2 separate regions of the Mus musculus genome follow, and region 1 is linked to region 2. A link is a loop called in an ENCODE intact Hi-C map of the cell type or tissue named here. Cell type or tissue: left cerebral cortex. All regions are shown on one strand. Region 1 has its middle 25 kb from the start of Cap1. Region 2 has its middle 11 kb from the start of Mycl.

Region 1 (2,500 bases), 74 kb after region 2:
GGTGTGTGCATGGATGTCTGTGTGTGGGTGTGTATGTGCATAAGTCTGCAGGTAACTGTGGAGGTCAGAAGCATCAGATTCCCTTAGTTACAGAGATCTGACATGGGTGCTGGGAACTGAACTCCCAGACTTTGCAAGATCAGCGAGCACTCTTACCCGCTGAGCCATCTCTCCAGCCCCAGGAATTTCTTTTGATTATAAAACTGACCAGCTCAAATGCCCCAGTGTATGGGGTGTGAGTCTAAACAATTCAAATTTTCAACTCAGTCAAGGGGTGGACTCTATAATTACCAATGCAAAGAACATGTGGGCAGGTAAATTTTGTTCCTTTTCCGCTAATAAGTAGATATCTATGTCCTGTCAGTACCAAAACTAAGTCAGCCTAGCCAAATTCCACTTCCCCTGGAAGCTTTCTCAGACTTAAGAAAACAAACAAAACAAAGCAATCAATAGAAGTAAACTCAAGATTTCTTTATTTGTGGGTTAAACAATGATATTTGTCTCAAGGATCAAGTGTCTGCAGCTCTGAAAGAGAATCGTGTCCGGCAGACAGCAGTCTTCTATGTGCCTTTCCATTATTCAAATTAAAATAAACTAATTAATGTAATGATCTCCTGTGTAAGCAAAACAAAACAAAAAGTGCCCACTACCTTTTTCCAGCAAAAGACAGCACATGACAGTCACATCACTTCTTCTGTCCTTGGTTTCTCTTATTCACTCACTAACCATGAAATGAATGCCTCTGGGTCCCAGGTCACCCGAGCACAGTTGTGAGAGTGTCTTCCCTGATCGTACAGAGTTTTCATTCTACTCGGAAGATAGGAAAGTGAACACACAGTCTTCCAACGTCAGTGACCCTGCAGATTAGATAACCTGAAAACGTCATTGTTCTGAATGCTTAGCCACAATGGGTTAAAAAGCCAAGAGGTACAGAATTGATTCATAACACAGCGAAATCTCCAGGGTCCGGAGCGAGTGCGGCACTGAAATCCAGGGTGGTAAGTATGAGAGAACAGATAGCAATGCTATTCCAACATCTGGAAATATTCTGGCGTATACTTCAGGTGGGAGGACACTACACAAGGGTGTGGATATCAGGCGGGTGGGAATCGTTACGAGCTACTTTGATGGCTGAGTTCCACAGCCCACCTGGCAAAACACTAAACCAAATAAGGTGCTGGCCAGCCAATGGCCAGATGGCATGGACTGGGGATGGGAGGACCGAATTATGCCAGGGTGAGGGGTTAGAGAGATACCCCAATAGCCAAGAGTGCTTGTTGCTCTTCCAGAGGATCTAAGTAAGGTTCCTAGCACCCACACGAGGGGGAGAAGGGAGCTTTGCAACCACTTGTAACTCCAGCTCCAAGGGATCTGCTGCCCTCTTCTGGCCTGTATAAGCACTGCACATATGATAACAATTCCCCTTCGCTGGTATCGTATAATTTCAACAAAACAAACAAGCAAACAAAAACATAAAACGAAAATAAAGTCAGGTGTGGTGGCACACGTGTTTAATTCCAGTAATCTGGAGACAGAATCAGGAGGATCTCTGTGAGTTCAAGGCCAGTCTGGTCTACATACAAAGTTCCAGGCCAGCCCCTACCTCCACCAAAAAGACCCCCCCCCCATCCTTCCCAGGTCAAAACAAAAGAAAACAAATCCAAACTCCGAACTAAACAACCAACCAACCAACCATATGAAACCTACACATATTAGGGGTAAGACTGACTGTAAGTGGGGAGCATACCGTTTCTTTTATGTATCATTTTTTTTTGTAGAAGTGTAAGTTACATATAATACTATGCATAAAGTTATATATATATATATTTACAAGGCAGTTAGCTCGGTGGTGGACATCATTAATCCCAGCACTTGGGAGACAGAGGCAGGTGTATCTCTGAGTTTGAGGCCAGCCTGGTTTATGGAGCGAGCTCCAAAACAGTCAGGGCCACACAGAGAAACCCTGTCTCGAGGTCCCCTACCACTCCCCAAAAAGGTAATTATCCCTCTCTCATCTTAGAATTATGTGTGTTGTGTATAGTGTGTGTGTGTGTGTGTGTGTGTGTTGGTTAAATTTGTTGTCTGTCCACAGATTTCTAAGGAGGAGGATCATGATGGAACCCAGGGTGTGTGGGGATCGGGGATGGAGGAGGATCATGACGGGACCCAGGGTGTGTGGGGGTTGGGGATGGATGCCATTGCTGGACACGGGTTGTGTCTTTTTGGAAGGAGCTGAGTGTGTCTTTTGTTTGCCTTTGAAATAATCATATTATGTTAGACAGAAGCATTTTAAAACTTGTATATGGTATTTTAAAACGTGGGAAGATGTTGCTTGGCAACCCGCAGTTGGAATGCGGAGGACATCTGTTGTTTTCCTCTATCAGCGTTCTATCTCTTTCTTTTGGAGAAGGCCCTTCCCACACTGCACACTGTCTCCGTGGGGCTGTCAGTCACGGTTCAAAGCCCCTCTTGTCAGAGGATGACATCCCATCACAACAAA
Region 2 (2,500 bases):
AGTGCATGTATGTGTGTGTGTGTGTGTGTGTGTGTGATGTTTGTGTATGTGTGTGAGTGATGTGTGTATGATGTATGTTTGTATGTGTGTGAGTGATGTGTGTATGATGTATGTTTGTATGTGTGTGAGCAATGTGTGTATGATGTATGTTTGTATGTGTGTGAGCGATGTGTGTATGATGTATGTTTGTATGTGTAAGTGTATGTATATGAGTGACGTGTGTACGTGTGTATGATTTGTATATGTATGTGTGTGTTTATCTGTGTATGTGTATAATTTGTGTATGTGTGTTTGTGTGTGTTTGTATGATGTGTATGTTGTATGTATGTGTGTGTGTTTGTATGATGTATGTGTATGATGTGTATGTGTGTATGTGTATGAGGCATGGCATGTGTATGGAGGTCAGAGATGACCTTGAGTGTCAGTTTTCACCTTCTGTCTTCTTTAAGATAGGGTCTCTTTGTTGCATATGATTGTATTTAACCCAGACTACCTACCTGGCCTTTGGGCTTCCAGGACTTCACTTCTTTCTACCTTCCTTCTCATTGTTGATGTTCTGGGAATACAGATACACGCTACTTTATGTGGGTTCCAGGGATCTGAATTCCTGACCTCACAATATGGTAAAAGCTTTATGCACTGAGCCATTTCTCCAGCTGATAAGAAATCCTGGAGATAATGCCATTCACAGAGATGGAATCCCAGGTGTGTAGTACTTCCAGACAATTGAGAAGCTATTGGTCTTCCTTCCTTCCCTTCTTCCTTCCTTCCTTCCTTCCTTCCTTCCTTCCTTCCTTCCTTCCTTCCTTTCTCCTCCCTCCCTCCCTCCCTCCCTCCCTCCCTCCCTCCCTCCCTCTCTCCTTCCTTCCTCCCTTCCTTCTTTCCTTTCTTCCTTCCTTCCTACTTTTTCCTAGACAGAGTTTCACTGTGTAGCCCTGGCTGTCCTGGAACACACTCTGTAGACCAGGCTGGCCTCGAACTTGCAGAGATCTGCCTGCCTCTGCCTCCTGAGTGCTAGGATTTAACGGTATGCACCACCACTGCCAGGCTATTGTCTTTCTTGAAAGGACTTTTTATGTGTATACATTCATGTGTAGAGATACATAAATAAGTCTATTTTTAAAAAAGGAACTCTTGACCACGTGTCACGTAAACCTCGAGACTGTACTGTGTTGTGCTCTGGGCACAGCTGCAGTTACTTGGAAATGATGATTCTGTCCACTAGAGGGAAACCCAGGCTCGAGAGATGGAGAAGCCACTCAATCCAATCCACAGCTGAGGACCTGAGTAATGATGTAAACCCAGTGTTGTGTGGGAGCTGGCTTGTACCGGCTTGATGAGAGACACTGGTTGCGTTTTCAGACCTCATGGGAGCGGGTTGTTAACCACAGTCATTAAAAATTAGGCTATACAAACTTGCACTTAAATCAACCAAATGAAAAATGACTGCAGGCAGGCATGGTGGCACATGCCTATAATCTCAGCCCTTGGGAGGAAGAAGATCCATAGTTCAAGACTGGCTCAGACCATGAGACCCTATCTCAAAATAAATGATAAAATGACTGCAAACATAATTTTTTCATTTCTTACTATATTTTACTGGTACCATCACTCTGTTACACAGGGGGTATTATAGAGAAGTATGCTATTGTCTATCTTTAAAACTGGTAACTTGAAGTTGGCCATGAAAGAATATTTACTTCAGGGAAACCTACACATGCTACAAACCAGGGTTCTTCACTCCTGATTCCTCTCCACCGTAGATTGCTTTAAATACCTGGTATAACATCCCTGCATCCCTGTTTAGGTCTTTTCCACCCAGATGTTGTACTGAGGGGCTGGGCTTTTCCAGTTCTGACCAGAGACACATTCAGAAATATCCCTGTGGAGGGACTGGTCCACGTTATCAGGCCCTGCTGTTGGGGGCCTCTTGGATGTGTCCACCACTGTGCTATTGTCCAAGCGTGGCCTGAAGGTGCTAGCTGCAGGCTCAGGCTCTGTAACAGCTGCAGCCTGCTCCAGAGACTCAGCATGCCTAGTGGTGAAGGGAGCATCACCATCTCTCTGCCTGCGATGGAACACAGTCTCTCACTGGCAGGGAGCTTCCTGAGGGTCAGGGTTAGCTAGTTTTACCTGTGTCTCCCCGCTGGCTTTAGAACACAGCAGTATAAGACACTGAAGTGGGAATGAAGCTTGTGATACCTGCTAGCAACATGATCAGAAAACAAGGTGAATTCTCACCATCTCACCTCTCTCCTTTTAAAATCGTGTGTGTGTGTGTGTGTGTGTGTGTGTGTGTGTGTGTGTGTGTGTGGTATGTGACTTGAGGAGGTCTCCTTCTGACATGTGAGATCCTGGACTGACTGAACTCGGGTGAACAGACTTGGAGACAGGCACCCTTTCCTGTTGAGTCATCTTTCCAACCCAGGTAAATACTTGTTTATCATCAGGTCTGGCTTCTGTGTATGCACAATGAGTTCATCCAAGCAAAGCTCTCATC

What was found. Peaks named below come from ENCODE experiments on the same cell type or tissue, not always from the same donor. Only the 100,000 strongest peaks of a DNase experiment are listed, where the experiment ranks them.
Region 1: it touches region 2 in a loop (4-fold over the local background); 26 of 42 quality-filtered maps call a loop at or near these places.

What each region holds. Positions count from the first base shown.
Region 1 is chr4:122,909,633-122,912,132 of GRCm38, reverse strand. No RefSeq gene overlaps it. Among named protein-coding and RNA genes, the nearest start is that of Cap1, 25 kb to the right of the region's middle. In left cerebral cortex, a CTCF peak has its summit at 1,390 (motif pointing left); DNase peaks (open chromatin) are centred at 1,305 and 2,354; H3K4me3 peaks cover 301 bases; H3K27ac peaks cover 379 bases.
Region 2 is chr4:122,984,022-122,986,521 of GRCm38, reverse strand. No RefSeq gene overlaps it. Among named protein-coding and RNA genes, the nearest start is that of Mycl, 11 kb to the left of the region's middle. In left cerebral cortex, a CTCF peak has its summit at 1,228 (motif pointing right); a DNase peak (open chromatin) is centred at 1,250.